2 separate regions of the Homo sapiens genome follow, and region 2 is linked to region 1. A link is a loop called in an ENCODE intact Hi-C map of the cell type or tissue named here. Cell type or tissue: PC-9. All regions are shown on one strand. Links, peaks and the distances in the headings refer to the core of each region. The heading gives the core; the rest is flanking DNA.

Evidence for each region. A loop is a pair of places that touch in the nucleus more often than their neighbours do. Peaks named below come from ENCODE experiments on the same cell type or tissue, not always from the same donor. Only the 100,000 strongest peaks of a DNase experiment are listed, where the experiment ranks them.
Region 2: a loop joins it to region 1, with 6 times the contacts of the local background. A loop is called at or near these places in 3 of 110 quality-filtered maps.

What each region holds. Positions count from the first base shown.
Region 1 is chr9:91,769,196-91,779,730 of GRCh38, reverse strand. ROR2 (receptor tyrosine kinase like orphan receptor 2) reads left to right here. Exons shown (of 9, transcript NM_004560.4): 2 at 3,913-3,990. Among named protein-coding and RNA genes, the nearest start is that of MIR3910-2, 140 kb to the right of the region's middle. In PC-9, for the core only: CTCF peaks have their summits at 3,892 and 4,092 (motif pointing left); no DNase peak of the experiment used is centred there; H3K27me3 peaks cover 6,779 bases.
Region 2 is chr9:92,628,656-92,639,190 of GRCh38, reverse strand. IPPK (inositol-pentakisphosphate 2-kinase) reads left to right here. Exons shown (of 13, transcript NM_022755.6): 9 at 911-1,190; 10 at 3,883-4,033; 11 at 4,703-4,805. Among named protein-coding and RNA genes, the nearest start is that of IPPK, 36 kb to the left of the region's middle. In PC-9, for the core only: CTCF peaks have their summits at 4,099 and 4,299 (motif pointing right); no DNase peak of the experiment used is centred there.

The DNA of each region.
Region 1 (10,535 bases), core at 1,066-9,065:
TTGGCTTTGAGGCCATTTACCAGGGATTGCATCATTAAGAATGTAAAGTATTGGCCAGGCACGGTGGCACGGTGGCTCATGCCTGTAATCCTAGCACTTTGGGAGGCTGAGGTGGGTGGATCATTTAAGGTCAGGAGTTCGAGACCAGCCTGGCCAACATGGTGAAACACTACCTCTACTAAAAATACAAAAATTAGCCGGGCGTGGTGGTGGGCACCTGCAGTCCTAGCTACTTGGGAGGCGGAGGCAGGAGAATCGCTTGGACCCGGGAGGCAGAGGTTGCAGTGAGCTGAGATCCCACCACTGCACTCCAGCCTGGGCAACAAGAGCGAAACTCTGTCTCGAAAAAAAAAAAAAAAAAAGAAAAGTATAAGTGTTTGGAGGTAGAATGTTTTATGCAGTTCTACTTGTGAGCCTTGGTTTTAAGGGATTGAACAAGGTGATGGAAATGTGTAATTGTTCTTCAGTAAGCTTTTTACTTTAGTTTTAGATTTATAGAAAAGTTGTGATGACAGTACATAGAGCCCCCACACACCCCACACCCAGTTTCCCCTATTGTTAACACCTTACCTTGGCATGGTACATTTGCCCCATAATACGGGTGCATTATTCTTGACTAACGTTCACACTATTCATTTTCCCTTAGTTTTTACCTAATATCCCTTTTCTGTTCCAGGGTCCTGACCAGGATACCACATTATATTTAGTCTTTGCTTCTAGAGTGTCATGTGTGTTTTTGACATGGATAAAACTAGATATTGAATGTGTCATTTCATTATACCAGCCACACTTAAATTTTTGTTTCATATTAAATGTTTTCCTCTCTTTAAAAAGTATCAAAAAACTAAAAGAAGCTTATAAATCACTACTCCCCTACTCATCTACCCAAGGGTTGAGTTTCCCTCTGGCTTCACCTCGCCACTCTGTGATGTTTTTACAGTGAAAATGACCCAGGTCCAGCGGAGAAAAGTCAGGGCACTGTGCCTGTCATACGGATGACATTCTTGATGGTCATGTAGGGCACACTTAAGAGCATTTTACCCAAACGGAGGACGTGTGGGTTTGGCTAGAGTAGTGTCCTCATATTCAGGAGAAAAATATATTGAAGTCCTGAAGAGTCAGGACAGATGAATCTCCTCTCAGAATCTCTTTTCTGATGGTCCAGAAGGCCACGTGGCCTCTTCTCTTGCTCCTCCAGCTAAATCCAGGCAACTAACGAGGACAGGGACCTTGCCTGGTGAGCTCATCATCTAGCTGGGGTGCAAGGGTGCCTGCACCAGGTGAAAACCGAAAAGGCCTTTATGTAAAGAATGACTCAGGACAGGCACCGAGGAGATGTTGCAGGGCGCACGACCGTGATCATTCACCAGCCATATCGGGTTGGCAGTCACCACCAAGGCAAGTTGTGGTGTTGTGAGGTTGTCACAAAGTCATTCGGTCAGGAACGATGATAGCCCATTAGGTGCAGAAGCACGTGCTCAGTATGTGTACCCATTGCAACATCCGTTGTGGTGGCCCCTAAACTGGCCAAGTTGAAAGTGTTCCCTGATCCTGCGAGTCACCAGCCATTCCTCCCAGCTTGTGTGCAGCAGGAGTGAGGGCATGTGCAGGTCTCCTTACCAGGCCAGCCTGGCTGCTCCTAAATTGCCCCACCTTGGGAGCAGCAATCCTAGTAGCTCTGGCATTTTGGGGTAGTTCCTCCCTTTCATACTTCAGTCATCTCTGCGGCCTCATGTATGTTTTCCACATCCCCTTCTCCTTGTGGAGACAGACCCCCCGAGTCTGGGAAGTGGTCTGAGTGAGCCAAATTAATGGCCTTGTTTACTAATCCCGTGGTACAGCATGCTTTCTTCTTTTTTTTTCTTTTTGCTACTACAGGGCATGCATTTTGAAAAGTATAATTATAAAATTGATGCTTGTTTAGAATACTGCATATTATATGATTTCATTTATAGAAAATGTCCAGAATAGGTAAATCCATAGAGACAGCAGATTCGTGGTTACCAGGGGCTGAAGGAGACAGGATAGAGTTGGCGGGGGGATGACTGCTAATGGGAATGAGGTTTTTTGGGGAGATGATGAAATGTTCTGGAATTTCATAGTGGTGATCGTTGCACAACCTTGAGAATGTACTGAAAACCACTCAATTGCACACTTTAAAATGGTGAATTTTATAGTGTGTGAATTATGTCTCACACACCATTAAAAAATTGATACTTGTTCACAGTAGAGCCATTTAAATGGAAATAAAAGAAATTTAAATTACCTATAATTCCAGATAACTAATAATAACATTTTGATGATGATGATGATGATGATGGGGTGTGTGTGTGTGTGTGTGGCAGTTTTGTTGTTATTATTTCCATGTTTTGTTTATTTTGGAGGAAAGGTGGTATTCTTAGCTCTTTTTACGGGTTAGGAGAAACCCTATTGGGTTCTGCTGAAAACACTGAGCCCTGTTTTCACTTGTACCCATTCTACTAGTTCACATACTTCCTGTCACATTTTGCTTATTGACTTTAGAAGGCTGCAGTATCTGGAGTGAGCCCAAACTATGTAGTATAGGAAGATAACACTTTAAAATTTCGAAATATAAGTGGTGTCTTAGTTTCTCAGATTAGCAATAACAACCTAGTTTTGTTGAAACTTAAAGTGTCAGTTCTAAAGATCTCGTGATTGGACATGCTGAGTTTATTAACCACATTTGACTGGCAGAGGAAGTGAAATTTCCACACGTGAAAATGCCTCCATTTCTGAATTAGAAGCTGACTTGGGAAGAGCTAGGACTCTTTTCCACAGGGAAATTGGGCTAGTGAAGCTTATTTTTCTTTGGGGTATGTATTTATTTGAGTGTTTCAGACCATTTGTCAATTTCTAAGCAGTTAATAATTTTTGTCTCTTTTCGATGTGTGTATATAGTGCAAGTATGTTTGATTTCATGTGGTCTCTCTACATTTAAACAGTGCTGAGTGATGGTGTGTGTAATGTGCTGATGTAAAATTTCAAATCCAAACTGAAGTCTTTAATACTTCAGCAGAAGTCCATGGACTGCCTTGCATAGCTGATGTCAGCCTCTGTTATGTAGCAGGAGGTGCTTCTGTCTGGGTTTCCATGATGGGACCACTCGTCCTCCCCCAGGGGTGCAGCACCAGCTGTCCCCATGTGGTTTACCTATTGTTGAGGAAGAGTAAAATGCATGCAACTGTTAACCTGAGGAAGAATGGTAGGATTGCCCCGGGAGAGGTGTATGGTTTGCAGGGAGACTTAGAGAATAGAAACTTTTCTTCTAAATGGCTGGTCATGGACATTTTATGAAAGATGGCTCAGGGCTTGGCTTTTGGGGACGGGTAAATTTGGACTAGAAATGATAGGAAGAATGGAAGTGAAAAGCCACAGCGCCCATTTATGTCCTTTACATTGTGGGGTGGGTACTTGGCTGCTGCCAGTGGGTCTGGGGATGGGGAGGGGAATGAGTTGCTTAAGAAATTCTCCAACTCTGAATTTATTACCCAGTTACCAGGACCTCCATCTGGAGGGCAGTCTGCGGCATCTGGCTACAGAAGTGTTTGATTTTGCCAGCCAGTGCTTTGGTTTCTTTCTCTCCCTCTCCTTCCCGCTCTCTGTCCCTCTCTGAATGAAGCCCAGGCTCCACTGACTTATTTCCATACCTGTGTTGCAAAGCCCCCGCATTTGCTATTCTTGTGATAAGCTTCAAAATCACTTTTACTGTTACATCATATCTTTATATCACTATAAAATCCCTCTAGAGGTTACCATAATGTCTTATCCCTCTGTGTTTTCTACAAATACTGGGTAGTTTTGCTAGAATGCTGTTGTCTTTGCATAAGAAGCAAATTAAAGGCTCCTGAAAGGAAAACTTGTTTAATACCTATCCTGGTTTCTTTTTCCCAGGTGAAGTGGAGGTTCTGGATCCGAACGACCCTTTAGGACCCCTTGATGGGCAGGACGGCCCGATTCCAACTCTGAAAGGTGAGCTGGGACATGCAGGTGCTCTCCATGTCCTCCAAATGCCCTGTGCTGAGGCTCATCTTGCACTGCCATTGCCTGAAGGAAGGCGCTGGGGGTCCTCTGGCCCCTTGGTGCCCCCTGGTGGTGGGTATGGTGGAATGCCACCTTGATTCCTGTGTTTCTTGACTTGGAGGGCATTGAGGGCCTGTTGGGGCCACAGGTGGGAGGTGACACGCAGGGAGGCATGGGTGGACAGATGGCGGCCTGGCAGATGGGGAAAGGGCCTGAGCGGAGCCTTAGGAGCTGGATTCCTGTTGCATGTGACTCCAGAGGTGTGTGTACGTCTCAGTGGGCAGATGGACGGCCCTCCTCCTCCCAGCCACCTGGAATTCTGTCTTGTGGCTTCAGTTCTTCCCCTGGGCCTGTGGTCAGAGCCATGCTCACTTGGCACACCTTGCAGGAATGCACCATAGATTTGTAGGGTCAATAGAACAAGTTTCCCCCGGATGCAGACCTGTGGCTTGAGGAACTGACGTGTTTGCTAATGCATATAGTGTTACCCCATAGCCACAGATAGCCTGTCTCAGTCAGCTCAGGCTGCCTTAGCAAGCACCACAGACCAGGAAGCTGAAACAACACACACACTTCCTAGTTCTGGAGGCTGGAGGTCCAAGATCAAGGTGCCAGCACAGTTGGGTTCTGGAGAGGACCCTCCTCCTGGCTTGCAGGCAGCTGCCGCCTTGCTGTGTCCTCTTACGGTGGAGAGACAGAGGTCTGTTTGATTCTCTTCTCATAAGGACACTATTCCTGTCATGGAGGCCCCGCTGAAACCGACCCAATAGTCCTATAGGCGGTTCTTTGGGATAAACAGAGAAATTGACCCTTCTGGTCTTAAAGTTTGAAACTTACATTTGTTTTATCTTGACTTCCTTCTTCAGGAAAAGGATGCCCAGACCCCTCAAAAAAGTATCGAATCATGCTTCTCCAGGCCCTCCTTCATCATGTCTGCTTCCTTACCCCTCCCTAGTTCCTGTTTTCTCACACATAGTTACATTTCTTCTCTGATGTATAAACCCCAAATTTTAGTCCATTGGGGAGATGGATTTGAGACTGAGTTCTCATCTCCTTGGCTGCAGCACCTGATTAAAGCCGATTAAAATCCTTTTCCTTGGCACTGCTTGTTGTTTCAGTGATTGGCTTTCTGTTTGGGGAGCAGGAGGACCTAGACCGAATCCCGGTGTTTTCATAACACCCCCATCATGACCTCATCTAATCCTAATTACCTTCCAAAGGCCTCACCTGCAAATATCATCACATTGAGGGATAGAGCTTCAACTTATGGGTTTGGGGGGCACCACTGCTCAGTCCATAACAATCAACTGCCAGAACAGCCACTTTATTTCTGTCCAATCTACAGAGTGGCTCTGCACAGCTTCCTCATGGAGGTCAGTTGTTTAAAACCAAGAGCAGGTGGAGCTCTGCCCAGCATGCAGGGTGGCAGTGAGGCTGGTGCCTGGTGCTTGGAGGCTTAAGAGGATTCCATCCTCTGTAGGATGTTAAATGTAGTAAACGCATGCTCTGAAAGCTTGTTTAGTACACTGGCCTTGGGGACCACATTTCCTTAGGAAGAAAAATAGTTTTTGTTGGTTAGATTCTCAACTTCTTTCTCAAAAGCCTGACTTAACCCACAGTGCAGACAGACCACAGATACTTACTGATTGTCCCCATAGCTGGCTCTGCGCAAGATCCTAGGACGTGTTGGCTGAACTGTGCTCTCTGCTGTGTGGATTTTACAGGTCTGGGGAAAGGCAAGCTGTCAGGTCATGATAAAATTCTGAGTTGTGGCCAAGTGGCCTAAAGGAAGAGATCAGGTTTTGGGAGGGTAGAAGAGGAACACATCTCTTGATCTGGGCACAGATGGTTGTGCTGAGATCTGAAGAGTGGACACTGGCCAAGTGAAAACGAGAGGGAAGTGTGTGCGAAGCCCAGTGGGGGCCCTGGGTCAAGCGGGACTTGGTGTCATGGTGGTACCGCAGGGGAGATGCCTGGCTTATGGGCTGGGGCAAGGTGGAGGTCAGAGTCAGCCGGGGTTGAACCCATGAATCTCAATAGGGCAGCTGGAAGGCTCTTGAAATTCAAGTCAGTTAGAATAAATAAAATTACGATTTCAGTTCCTTGGTTGTACTAGCTACATTTCAGTTTGGCAAGAGGCTCCCACAATGGGTAGCACAAATCTAAAACGTTCCAGTATCACGGAAAGTTCATGGGGCAGCCCTGGGCTACGCCCTGCACAGCACTTTAGGTCCTGGAATTTGTGTTTGATTGTCGGTTGTTGAGGGCGTCTGGTGTCGGGGGTGGTGCAGTTTGATTTACTCTGTGAAAAAATCACACGGCAGCTGTGAAGCACGGTTTGAGGAGAAGCAGAGGATGCAGTTGAGGGGGAGGGGGCGAGTGATGAGAAGCAGACAGGCCATATTAACGGCCGAGAATCCAACTTGAGTCATTCCATAGACTCTGATATTTCCTTGGGAAAATGTATTGCAGTCCTTTGTTTCAGATGCGCTGCAAACCTCTCACCCGGGGGCTTCCTTGTGGGCCTGGGGCGGGGCTGTGCCAAGGCTTCTGGAGCAGAGGGCTGCAGGGGCCCTGGGACTGCATGTGGGATGGGAGCTGTTCTTTAAGTGGAGTGATCACAAATAACCCTGCGAGGCAGAAACAGCTGCATATTCATGATGCACTTAGGAAGATGCATTTGCTTATCAAGGTGAAAAAATGACCATCAGATGAAATTTGACAGAAAATTTTATTCCCTGGATGCTGCAAGCTCCTGGCATTTATAAGTCAAATTCAGTGCTCTAAGGTAGGATTCTCTCAGTTCCATTTCTGGGAGTGGAGCAACTTCTCAAGCGTAGAATAGAATGCTTTCTACCGTGCTTTTTGTTTGTTGGGATTTGATAATCTCTTGACTTTTTTGTTGTTGTTGTTAACCCACAAGTGAATGGTTTAAAAACCATGTGTGTTCAGTGCGTTCCCATGACCGAAAGGAGTTGATTGATTACAGAGTTTGGAAGTTTGCCTCGGACCTGTCCAGAGCACAGAAACACGGACGCTAAAGGTGGCCCGTCAAGTGGGCACATCTGTACATACATGCATGTTTATGAAAGGGTAGTACAAAAAGAAAGCAAAGAACCACAGAAGGCCGGGCTGCCTTTCTTTGCAGTAGCAGGATAGAGTAGTATAGTATCACAGTTCTGAGCCTGGGTTTGCAAGAGGATGGGCCTGGATAAATGGTGGCTTCACCCTTCCCCCTGGGGTCAGGGCCTTGGGCATGGCACTGCTCTCAGCACAGTTTCAAGATGGGAGCACCCCCAGCATAGGCGGGATGAAAGGGCTTGCTCAGTTCACTGCAAGCACCTAGAAACAGTAGCTGATGCTGGCGCCATTTGTTAGCATCACCATCGTGATGATTGGTGGATCATCAGCACTCTTAGCGGGACAGGATCTGTAGTGAACTGCCCCCCAGAAGTCTCAGGGTAGGGGCCCCAATCTTTCCCTTGCTCATGAATTATCTGGTCCTGTAGTGTGATTTTACTTCCTTTTGAGTTCTTGCTCCTGCACAAATGGAGACTCACTCCACCCGTCCTTCTACTCCTGGCCCCTTCCTTATATGATTAGTAATAGAAGGAGTCGGCCTGGCAAAGCCAGACTCATTCTTCCTGCACGTTTTTGCTCATAGAGCTTCTGGGAATGTCACGCTTGGCCACATTTGGCCTAATCACATGTATAATCATAGCTGAATGTACTATATTAGCTATTTATTTAACCCAATCATCAGTCATGATGTATAAACATCTGCAAAATCACTGGCAGGTGACATTGGCCTGTGGACCAGTTCATCAGTGATATGACAGCTTTACCTTTGGCCAAGCAAAAGCGAATCTAAGAATTAGCTGGAAAATGTGTTTTTGTTCAGATGTCCTGGGTCAGTATTTGGCATGAAGCTTATATTTGGTAGATGGTATCGAGAGAGAGAGAGAGAAGAGAGAGAGGAGAGAGAGAGAGAGACAGAGAGAGAGATTCTCAGAGCAAAAAGCCTATATAGAGAAAATGAGCACTAAGGATGTTGTGATTTACAGATGAAAAGTTTGCCTTCAGTTTTCATATGCCAAAGTACTGTCATTGTTTAAGACTGCAGGCGACTGTAGGACTTGGTTATAACCGGGTTAACATGTGAGTGAATATTTAACAGAGCTTTGTCTTCGTTGTTACATTAGACGTCCAGGAGACATACACACATACATGCTTTAGAATTATCATTCTGTTACTTACAGAGGCTTATATCTGACCTAGAAACCACATGCTCTTTCGTTCCAAGACTGTGTTTTAAATGCACATGGAATACAGCTTGTGTTTTGAAAGATCAGTACTTTGGAATGTTTGTGGGAAGTGGATAATTTCTGAAGGCTGGGGCGGGGTGATGTGGGCTCGCCCGTCTGCTGGCCTCCTGTTCTGGCTCAGCCAAAATAGACCCGGCGAGCTGTGTCTCTCGACTTCAGAGAAGAGCTGCTCCTCGTCCACACTGCAGCCAGCAGGGGGATTCCTGACTTTGCCCATATGAGGTTGTGTTGCAATTATAGGTGATCTCAAGTGGATTCTAAATAACAGGGTAGTGAAACCAGTGCCTGGGTTACTAGGCTGTTCCCTGCTATTTGTGCCATGTCAGGCTGTGGTGCTGAACTAAAATTTCCTTGGAAAGAGAAAACAAAGCAGTCAGCAGAGCTCCCTGAGCTGACATGGAGACCATGCCTATTGGTCTCTGTTTACCAAGCATCAGTTTCCCAGTTCATGTAGGTCATATCGGCCGAATTATTGTGTGTGCTTCTGGTTTATTCTGGAACTCCTGGCATGCGTGCCTGTGTGTACGTATGATAGTTTGTTAGGTTTAACATAGAGTGAGGGTCTCCAAGGCTAAAAGGGTACAAATGAAAATGGGATCATCCCTGCAAACATAGTCAGCATAAAGTCTGTCAGGCTTGTTATTCACAACTTGGGCTCAGCATCAGGATGTGCCATGCAACTCTGCTAGGTGTGTCTCCTCTGGCCAGGGACCCCACAGAAAGTTACTTTTCAGGCTCCAGTTTCTGAATCTACAGACTGGGCATGATGAATGTTAGTTGTTCTGAGCGTGCACAGAGATGGCAGTTGTGTGTCAGCTGCTGGGTGCACGCCTGGTTCCAGGAGGCAATAACGTTGTTGTGCCTGGGCTTGTTGTTTCCTTAGAATACGGAAGACACTCCCTGGAGTGGGTGTGCTCCAGGTGCCCAGACCAGAATGTGAGAGGCACCCTGCCCCCGCCCATACCGAGTGAGGCTGGGGTGGGCCCCCGTGCTGACCGCCAGCAGGCGAGCCAGGGTAAAGATTATGAGGAATGTCCTCCTGCCAGGTGATTGTAGCCTGTCCTCAGAATTCTTTTCATCTTGAGAACATAAAGATTGAACACAGAGGTGACGCTTAGGTTTACCAGATACCCACAAGGGGTACTCAGGCACAAATAAGGATGCACAGGGGAGCGTGGTGCAGTCCCCAGGGCCACCATGAGGGCATCCCCCTGCAGCAGACTGCTCTGTTATTCCTTAATAATTTCCCTGCAAAGAGAGAAAGTACAGGGTCTAGACACATAGAACAATAAAGAGAAAATAACGTGAAGAGTACGGTGCAGCAGAAATGCACATGGAACTGCTGGTGGTCTGGATGTCCAAGGCGGTACTCGGATGGGCACGGGGGGTTTCTGGGAGGATGTGGCCCCTGAACTGAGGCTTCTTGCATTCAGCAAGTATTTACCGAAGCCCACAGCATGCTGGGCGCTCAGAGTCTCTGAAAACGTCCCAGTATGAGGCGGCGTGGTCTCTGCCCCTCCGGGCTCTCTGAGTGTCTTTCTAAATGGGAGAAGCAAGTGTGGGAACCACAGGAGGACCTCAGATCATGAAGGTACTGGAGGGAGGCGGGGCCGGGACGGGAGTGAGCGGTGCTGGCTGTCACAGTTGGGGTGGTCGAGAGGCTGAGCCCCACTGAGAGAGGACGTAGGGGCAATGGCTGGCAAAGGCCCCACAGCTCAGGATGCTCCAGGCAGGAGGCGGGCGTGGGAGAGGAAGGGAACGTAGAGTCCCGCTCAGAGCAGCAAGGCTATGACACCCAGTCTCACGGTGGGCACGCAGGGTCAGACTCGGGTTTCATTCTGGCCACTTCAGCTGTTATGTAGCCAAGGGCAGGAGTGGGGGGTGGTGTCCCACATGCCCTGCGTGCTCAGGGAACCCCCAGGACAGCTCTGAAGGTGCTGATATGCTTAAGGGGCACAGGTAGGGAGAGGACCAGGCTGCCACCAAGGAGGCCAGGGTGGGCTCCATGCTCATTGTGGGGCATCTCAGCCCTGCGGGTGTCGGCTGGAGCTAGAAACTCCTTTTACGAGGACACGGGAGGCTTGCACTGAGCCCAGTGTCCAGTGTCCACATCCACATCCACCCTGGGCTGGGGATTGCTAGGGGTACATTTTGTGGGCGCAAAGAGAA
Region 2 (10,535 bases), core at 918-8,917, 860 kb before region 1:
TGTGTTCTCAGCTACTTGGGAGCCTGAGGTGGAAGGATTGCTTGAGCCTGGGAGTTGAAGGCTGTAGTGAGCTTTGATTGCTCCACTGCACTCTAGCCTGGGCAACAGGGTGAGACCTTGTCTCAAAAACATTAAAATTTTTTTTTAAAAAGAAATAAATAAGGTTTAAAGAGTTGCTACTCTCCTGGGGTTGGCCGCTGTCAGGGGCCTTTCCCCTGGGCAGCATCCAGACCCCCATGAGTCATGGTGTTGACTCCCCCTGGGCATGGCAGCAGATGTCCCTGCCTGTGCCCTGGGAATGTGTGAATCTAAGTGTTGATGTTGTAAGGAGTTTCTTTGCTGGGCTTGATTTAAGAAGGCAGAACCGTCTTGAGCATGGACCATACTGGTGATGCCAGCAGCTTCTCCCACCATCTGGCTCAGCTGTACCACCCAGCACTGGGGTCACCCTGGGCGTGGCCTGAACCCCAGGACACACTCGTTTGTGGTGCTGGTGCTGACTGCCATCCTCACGTTTGTCTGCTCAGGGCCAGAGCCAAGGCCCTCAGGTTCTTGAGTAACTGGGCTGGTGGCTTTGGGAGTTTGTCACTTGTGGTGAGCATTTGCTCTTGGCTTCTGAATATACTGTGGATCATTGTCTGGGGGCGTTGGTCAGGCCAGGGCACTGCTCTTTAGTTTTTGAAACTTTCCTTCCTTTTCATGTCTTGAGGTTTGGTGCTTGGTTGATAGCACAGCTCGTGAGGGTGGATTTCCCCGGAGGAGCCGGAGTATGCAGCGGCCCCAGATTGGGTGGACAGCATCAGGGCCCTTGGCTTTCACCCGCTGCCTGGGATGCTGGTGGTGGGGACTGAGTTCTTTTCCTACAAGCTTGGTGGTTTGACGTTTCCCTCTTTCTTTTCCCTGTCTGAAGAATGGTGAGCTGATTTACGGCTGCAAAGATGCCCGGAGCCCCGTGGCTGACTGGAGCGAGCTTGCACACCACCTGAAGCCGTTCTTCTTCCCTTCCAACGGCCTGGCCAGTGGGCCCCACTGCACAAGGGCTGTGATCAGGGAGCTGGTGCACGTGATCACACGGGTGCTGCTGAGTGGCTCGGACAAGGGCCGGGCAGGCACCCTGAGTCCGGGGCTCGGGCCTCAGGGCCCGCGAGTCTGCGAAGCCAGCCCTTTCAGTAGGAGCCTTCGCTGCCAAGGTAGGGCCCAGCCTTCCCCAGGTAGGCGGTGGGGGCCGCAGGGGCCTTGGGACTCTGCAGTCCCCATGGGTGGCCAGGCGGTCAGCACAGCCTCCTGGGGGCTCTGGGGGATGCCACCTGGTTACGCCAGGGCTCCCAGCACGGGGCCTCGCTGCCTCTCACCCCCAGATGCAGACTCCCTTTCTTGCCTTTTATCTGCATCTGTAAATTGCAGGACACATTTGGGCTGTAGGATTTTCCCCCAGAATATCATCCATATGTTGTGGTCCTCTCTGGTTTGTTGAATGTTTTCAACCATGTTATATATCCTGTTGGATCCTCATTGCAACCCGGGGGACAGGTTTTCCTTGGCTTGTTCCTTAGACAGAGAGAATTGAGGCACAGAAATCCTGCAGGGCTGGGTCCTACCACAATGGGATGTCTTCACAAGTCTGGGGTGAAGACACAGACCCATGGGGCCTTTGGACTGCGGGACGCCTTCCTTGCAGACAGGAGCCGGGCCTGGCCGCTGCCACATGTCCTGACATCTCATGAGCTGACGCTGCCCGTGATTCTTGGCAGCCCATAGAGACCCCATGGTCTCTGGGAGCCTGAGATGGTTTGAAGACAGCAGTCCTGCTTGTGTGCAACCAGAAACCAACCCATACCCTAAGCCCTGCCTTATTATCTGTGCCAATTTTTTCTTTTGTTTTTTCAAGACAGGATCTTACTCTCTTACCCAGGCCAGAGTGCAGTTGTGTGATCTCGACTCACTGCAACCTCCACCTCCTAGGTTCAGGTGATTTTCCTGCCTCAGCCTCCTGAGTACAGGTGCGCACCGTTACACCTAATTTTTGTATTTTAGTAAAGACAGGGTTTCGCCATATTGGCCAGGCTGGTCTCAAACTCCTGACCTCAAGTGATCCGCCTGCCTTGGACTCTCAAAGTGCTAGGATTACAGGCATGAGCCACCATGTTTTCTCACTACAAATGAACTTTGTGGGGGTTTTTTTTTTCTTGTTATGAAAGTGATTCCTGATCATTTCAGAAAATTTTGTTAAAATTATGCCTATAATCTGGGCACATAATTGCTTTTAAGGAAGCCAACTGTGTCTGCAACGACAGATGGCACCAGTTGCTGAGGTGGTCTGGGGGCACCAACAGGAGGCGCCACAGCACCCCGGGGCTCCTGCAGACCTTTTTGGACATGGACACAGACAGGAGGGAGTGGAGCTGGGCCCTGGCTGCTGGGATGTGCAGTTTAAAACAATAAGATCATACTCTACATGTCATTTTGTAACTTGACTTTCTTTACTTAACTAGCATAAATCTGTATCTATATCATCACATATATGTTTTTTTTTTAAATTAATTATTTTTAAAGACAAGGTCTGTTTCTGTTGCCCAGGCTGGAGTGCAGTGGTGTGAACTTGGCTCACTGCAACCTCCACCTCCAGGGCTCAAGTGATCTTCCTGCCTCAGCCTCCTGAGTAGCTGGGACTACCGACACGCACTACCACGCCTAGTTAATTTTTGTATTTTTTTTTTGTAGAGATGGGGTTTCTCCATGTTGTCCGGGCTGGTCTTGAACTCCTGGGCTCAAGCAATCTGCCAGCATTGGCCTCCCAGAAAGTTAGGATTGCAGGCGTAAGCCACGGCGCCTGGAGATCACATGCATTTTGTTCTTTATTGACCATGCATGGATCTGCTGTAATTTTAACAAATCCCCTCTAGTTGGGCATGTGAACTTTTACTCCTGTTTCCCTGCATGTTGGCATTTTCGTGCCGGGTCCTAGTGAAATCTGCAGCTGACTACAGTTTTCCCCCTGCATGGACACCTTTCTTACTGTGTCTTTGCCTGTAGTTTGGTTCTTTGTGGGAGATGGTTGCTCCCTTCAGTGGCAGGAGATGATCTGGGACTTGGTACCTCCCAAGCTCACTTGGCACCCTGTACAGCACAGGTGCCAAACAACTGTGAGTGGCAAGTGGAGTTTTGTTTCTGCCTCTGTCCCTATGATATAACAGGTCCTTGTCAGTGGCTTTGACCCCTGTCTGTGGCTCTGTGTGGCTGGTTCTGAGCTCGTGCCTGTCGCCAGCCCAGGTCTTACCTGCCTCTCAGTGTGGGCTCATGGCTCTGGACTCTGCAGACAGTGTCCCAGGGTTTTCCTCCTTTAGTGGTCTTGCAGATTTAGGATGTCAGCAGGATCTTAGAAATTCCTTGCCTTGCAGTTGCAATGAGTCGAGATCACGCCACTGCACTCCAGGCTGGGCCACAGAGAGCAAGACTCTGTCTCAAAAAAAAAAAAGAAAAGAAAAAGAAGAAATTTTGTGACCTGACTTAAAATGAGGATTATGTCTAAACTTAGATCATAAAGTGACTTCCAGGGCTGTTGTGGTGGAATCTAAAGGACATTCTGAGAGTTGTGTTGGGAGAGGAGAGCCACGAGGCAGGACATGTGCATTTCTTGCTCCCTCCTTTGTGCTTGGCCTGGTGCATCCAGTGTGGTCCAGGCACGCTGCAGCTCCAGCAGCTCTGTGAGGCGGGAGCGTCATCTCGTCTGTCCTTAGTGCCAGTCCAGGGTGCAGTCCTTGCCTGTGGTGATGCCCGTATGGCGGAGCCCAGGATGAGCCCTGCGGTCTGCGCCGGCCTGTGTCTCCCTCCACGTTCTTTGATAATCAACATGCTCTCGTTTTCCCCTGATGTTCTCGGTAGGAAAAAACACCCCAGAGCGCTCGGGGTTACCGAAGGGCTGTCTTCTGTACAAAACCCTCCAGGTGCAGATGTTGGACCTGCTGGACATCGAAGGCCTCTACCCTCTGTACAACCGGGTTGAGCGATACCTGGAAGAGTTTCCCGAGGAGAGGTGAGGTCGGGCGGTCCCCCTGTTGGGCAGCCCTGAGAGGAGACTGTGGGAGTGGGCAGGGTAAGAATGCGCCTCCCAAGGCACAGCTTCCCAGGAGGATGAAGCATGCCGGCCACTTCCTACCCCAGTCCTCCGCTCCCAGGTGCCCAGGCCTGCTCTGGAATGTAGTGCCTTGTAAAGGAGGAACAGGGTCACTTGTTTCTAGAAAAGAAAGCACGTCTGTGACCTTGCTAATTCGAAACCCCAAGATGGGGCTGAGCCTGCAGAGGGCAGTGTTGCTCCACAGCTGAGCAGCGCTCCTGCAGGTCGTTCTGTGTCAGCCCAGCCTCTGTCCTGGGCTTTCACTGCGGGTCATTGGGGTCCACACCCGCGGTGTCCAGTCGGGGCCAGGATCCTCTTCCTTCCTCGCTGGTCTTCCTTGCATCTCTGACGCAGGATGCTACTTGTCATGAACAGGAGAAGGCTCAGCTTCAAGGCTCGCTGGTTCTGGTCTTGCTGAGTTCTGTTAAAAACCTTGATGTTTAACATGAGGGAGATAGATCTGTTATGTGTTTTTCAAAACAAAATGTGTGATGTTTAGTGGTGCTGGGCTTTGTAGACTGTTAGCAGTTTAAGAAACAACCTCCGTGCGGCTTTGTCATCCTGTTTTTATTGTGCTTTCTTCTTCAGAAAAACCTTACAAATAGATGGGCCTTATGATGAAGCATTTTACCAGAAGCTGCTTGACCTTTCCACTGAGGATGACGGGACAGTGGCCTTCGCGCTAACGAAGGTGGGCAGACCCATCCAAAAACTTGCTGTGTGATCCTTAGCTTCTTAGCACTAATCTGTTTTTTTGTTTTTTGTATTTTTTTTTCCATTACCTACCCCTGAGGTTTAAAGCAGAAAACTTGGGATCAAAAAGAAGTGGCTGAAGTTTCTCCCAGATGAACTGGGGCAGGTGGTGGTGCATTGAGGTTTTAAGGGGAATTTCCCTTGGTTGAGTTCTGCCCTGGCCCGTTCCTGGTGGGGTCAGGCCCCAGGGGCGGCCGATCTGCAACCCATCTGCATGCCTTCTCAGCAGCCCACAACAGGCTCTCTGCCAACTGTCCCTTGCTACAAGGCCCTTGCCAGGGTCCTGGGACCCCACCTGTGCCTCTGCCCTGCCCCTGGCTGTATGCGGGCGGCTTCCTTCCCTTAGAACCGAGGCCAAGGGACAGCCTGCAGGAGTCTCTTAGGGAAGAGGACTGGCCCTGTACTTCCTGGGTCTGTGAAATTCAGGGCTCCATGAGCTTGGATAGGAAAAAAATGGCATCTTCATTTTCACTAAGCTGTACCTGGAATTTAGCATTTCTTTCCATTACGAATGTGGCAATGAGCCTGTGGGTTCATCAGGACCCAGGAGTTTGCCACTAAGAGAATAAAAAAACAGACTTTCCGTCTCACACTGTAACTGCAGACACTTTGAGATGTGGTTTATTCATCACTGCATTAAATGTTACATATTACTACGGAATACATTTGTTTTTAAAAATATTTTGGCTCAGCACTTTGGGAGGCTGAGGTGGGAGAATTACTTAAAACCAAAAGTTGGAAGCCAACCTGGTCAACATAGTGAGACGCCCATCTCTACAAAAGAAAAATTAAAAAATTAGCTGGACGTAGTGGCGTGTGCCTAGAGTCCCAGCCACTTGGGAAGCTGAGGTAGGAGGATGCAGTCAAGGCTGCGGGGAACTGTGATCATACCGCTGTGCTCCAGCCTGGGTGACAGAGCAAGCCCCGTCTCAAAAAAACATTTTTTTTTTTTTTTGGTATTTTACATTTCTGCCACCTGTATTTTATATTACACATTTTAAAATGTTATCCTGGGCCGGGTGTGGTGGCTCACGCCTGTAAACCCAGCACTTTGGGAGGCTGAGGCGGGTGGATTATGAGGTCAGGAGATTGAGACCATCCTGGCTAACATGGTCAAACCCCACCTCTACTGAAAATACAAAAAAATTAAGCAGGCGTGGTGGCAGGCGTCTGTAGTCCCAACTACTTGGGAGGCTGAGGTAGGAGAATCACTTGAACCTGGGAGGCAGAGATTGCAGTGAGCCAAGATTGCACCACTGCATTCTAGCCTGGGCGACAGAGCGAGACTCCATCTCATAAAAAAAAAAAAAAAAGTTATTCTGAGAGAGGCCCATAGGCTTTACTAGGCTGCCAAAGCCTTTACAGGACAATAAGCAGTGAGGAAACCTGTTCTGGAGCGAGCTGGCGCTCCTCCCCACATGTGCATGCACCGCTGCCTGGAGCCCTGGGACCCACTTGCCCTGTCCCGTTGACATGTCTGTGGCTCACATTTGGGAGAGAGCCCTCAGTGCTTTCTTTAACTGGGGCTGCAGCTGTCTGTTTTGAGGAGAACTGAGGATGTCTGGTAAAGCCTCAGGTGAGGCTCTGACGCAAAGGGCCACAGGGATGTTAGCAGAGGCCCAGGGCAGAGTTGTCATCCTGGTGAGGAGAGTTCCAAGTGGAGCCCTGGGGTGAGAAGAAAGCAGTGGCACCTGCCTCGTGCTGTCTGCCAGTTGGGTACGTTGATTTAGGTATAAACAGCAGTGTGGCGGGTTTTTTCCTAAGAGAAGAAACAGGACTTTATTTCCTTTTTATGTATTTCTGTATTTTTCAGTTTTCCACAAAATAAGTATGGATTACTTTTTAATTTTACTTTAATCTTTTAACCTGATATGTAAATGTAGTGTTGTAAGCAGCTAAAGCAGACATTACTTAACTAGCAGAAGGGCTAAAATAAAGACACTGAAACAACACCAAATGGAGGTGCAGAGAAACTGGATCTCTCATCTGTTGCTGATGGGGATGGAAAATGACACAGTCACTCCGGAAAACAGTTTGGAAGGTTCCTACACACTAAACACGCAATTACCCTGTACTTGTGCTCCTGGGCATTTATCCCAGAGAAATGAAGACTGACACTCACCAAAAAACCTGTACAGAAATGTTCACAGCAGCCCTTTTTGTAACAGCTAAAAACTGGAAACCACCCACATGTCTTTCCACGGTGACCTCCAGCGGGTCAGACAGACTGTGCATTCATACCACAGAACTCTGCTCAGCACCAAAAAGGAACAGACTCTTGCTAAACAGCCCAGGTGGACCTCCAGGGGGCTTTGTTGGTGACGAAAACCAATCTCCAGAGGTCACACTGAATGATTCTGTGTGTATAACATCCTTGAATGGCAAAGATTTGTGGTTGCCAGGGGTTGGCAAGGAGGAACAAGGGAGGTAGATGTGGTTATAAAAGGTCAAACCAGGGGATCCCTGTGGTGATCAGACTGTTCTGTATCTTGACTGTGGTGGTGGATGCATGAACCTACGTGTGATCACACACACACTCTCATACACACTCGCATATATGTAAAACCCGAGATATCTGAATAAGATTGTGGATTGTGTCAGCATCACTCACCTTGCTGTGATATTGTAGCTTTGCAAGATGTTACTGGTGGGAGAAACGTGGCTTGAGGTCTTTCCGTGCTGTCATAGAAGGGCCTGCCCTTTTTCTCTTGTAGGAAGTTAGCTTCTGGTAATTGAACCTGAAGAGGGTAGTTGTGAAGCTGAAGCTGAGGAGTAGGCTGAGGACATTCCTTCCTACACAAAAGTTCTTGCACTCATATTGTTTATCTAATTGAACCCTGTGGGCCGGGTACGGCAGCTTACGCCTATAATCCCAACACTGTGGGAGGCTGAGGCAGGTGGATCAGTTGAGACCAGCCTGGCCAACATGGCAAAACTCTGTCTCTACTAAAAATACAAAAATTAGCCAGGCATGGTGGTGCATGCCTGTAGTTCCAGCTACTTGGGAGGCTGAGGCAGGAGAATCGCTTGAACCCGGGAGGTGGAGGCTGCAGTGAGCCAAGATTGCACCACTGCACTCCAGCCTGGGTGACAGAGCGAGAGTCCATCTCAAAAAAAAAAAAAAAAAAAATTGAACTGTGTACCGCTGAAGAAAAGAGGGAATATTGTCTTCATTTCAGTGCTCAGGAGACTGAAGCCCCCAATAACTCTTGCTTTTGTCTGTTGTGTAGTATCTGGTAGCAGGGGTCAGCAGACATTTGTAATGTCTGGTCCCTGTTGCAGGTACCCGGCCTGGCCACTGTAGCTCAAAAGGAGCCATGGAGAAAACATGAGTGGGGCTGAGTTCCAGGAAAACAAAAACAGGAGGTGGTGGGCTGCATTTGGCCCCCAGCCCATAGTTTTTTGACCTCTGTGTACTTTTACTTATTAGTTTTTTTTATGTCATTTTTTGCTCTATGTGTTTGGAAGTTACTCCTGTTTCTCTCCCTTTTGTGGTGTCTTGTCCAATTTGATCCTGCATATTTAAAGTCTAATCAGTTATTTCATACTCCCAGTCCACACACAATATAAGGACTTGGGACACTTAATTCCAGTTGTCTCTCCAAACTTATGTGCAGTATTGTTCTGTTTGTCTTGGTATTTTTTTTTTTAGTCATAATTTAGAGTATTATTTTACACAGATGTTTAGATTTATCCATGTGTTTTTCCATATCACTGCCTAACATTCTTGTAGCTTAGCTATTTCTCCATTTTCCTTCTTTTCTGTAACAACTTTATTGAGGTGTAATTTATATACCATACAGTTTACCCACTGAAAGTGTTCAGTGCAGCGGTTTTGACTGTATTGAAAGATACGTGCAATCATCAGCACAGTTGATTTTAGATTTTCATCACTTCAGTAAAAACCCTGTACCCTTTAGCTATCGTCCCATTGTCTCCCCATGACCCCCAGCCTTAGGCAACTACCTGTCTACTTTCTATCGCTGTAGACTTGTCTCTTCCAAATATTGCATATAAACAGAGTCATTGAATGTGTGGTCGTTTGTGGCTGGCTTCTTTCACTTAGCCTGATGTCTTCAAGGTTCATCCATGTTGTAGCATGCATCAGTACTTCATTCCTTTACATGGCTCAGTAATAGTCCATGGGGTGGACATATCCATTCATCCATTGATGGACATTTGGGTTGTTTCCTCTTTTTGGCTATTATGCTCAATGCTGTTATCAATATTTGGGTACAGGGTTTTTTTGCATGGATGTGCGTTTTCACTTTTCTGGGGTAATATGCCTAGGAGTGGAATTGCTAGGTCCAGTGGCACTTTTATGTTTAAATTTTTGAGGACCTGGGCAGACTTTTCCAAAATTGCTGTACGGTTCGATCTTCCCACCAGCAGTGTATGAAGTTGTCTTTATTTTTTTCCCATCTTCAGCAACACTTGTTATTACTTGTCCTTTTGATTTTAGCCGTCGTCGAGAGTGTGCAGTGGTATCTTGTAGTTTTGATTTGTATTTCCCTGAAGACTAAGAGCATCTTTTCATGTGCTTGTTGCCCACTTATATATCTTTTTCAGAGAAATGTCTATTCAGATCCTTTGCCTACTTTTTTTTTTTTTTTTTTGAGATAGAATCTCTCTCTGTCACCCAGGCTGAAGTGCAGTAGTGCAATCTCAGCCTCCTGAGTAGCTGGGACTAACTATAAGTGCACACCACCATCCCTGGCTAATTTTTTGTATTTTGTTAGCGACAAGGTTTCACCATGTTGCCCAGGCTGGTCTTGAACTCCTGAGCTCAAGTGATCCACCCACCTCGGCCTCCCAAAATGCTGGGATTACAGGTGTGAGCCACCGTGCCCAGCCCCCTTTGCCTACTTTTTAATAGTGTCATTTATCTTGAGAATTCTTTGTATATTCTGGCTACTAGACCCTTATCAGATACATGATTGGCAAATATTTTCTCCTATTCTGTTGGTTGCCTTTTTACTTTCTTGGTAATATCTTAGATGCACAAACATTTTTAATTTTGTTGAAGTACAGTTTAGTTTTTCTTAGGTTGTTCATACTTTTGGTGTCATATCTAAGAATTCATTGCTAAATAAATCTAAGGTCATGAAGATTTCCCATGTTCCCTTTTAATAGTTTTATAGTTTTAGCTCTTATAGTTAGGTGTTTGATCCATTCTGAGTTAATTTTGTATGTGATTTCAGGTAGAGGTCCGACATCATTCTTTTTTTTCAGAGACAGGGTCGGGTCTTGCTCTGTCACACAGGCTGAAGTGCAGTGGTGTGTTCGTAGCTCACTGCAGCTTCAAACTCCTGGGCTCGAGTAATCCTGCCTCAACCTCCCCTGTAGCTGGGACTATAGGTGTGCACCGTAACACCCAGCTCCAACAATATTCTTTTGCATGTAGATATACAGTTGTCCCAGCACCATTTTTTTGTTTTTTTTTTGAGACAGAGTCTCACTCTGTCACCCAGGATGGAGTACAGTGGCACGACCTTGGCTCACTGCAACAACCTCTGCCTCCTGGGTTCAAGCGATTCTCCTCCCTCAGCCTCCTAAGTAGCTGGGACTACAGGCATGTGCCACCATGCCCGGCTAATTTTTTGTATTTTTACTAGAGACAGGGTTTTGCCATGTTGGCCAGGCTGGTCTTGAACTTCTGGCCTCAAGT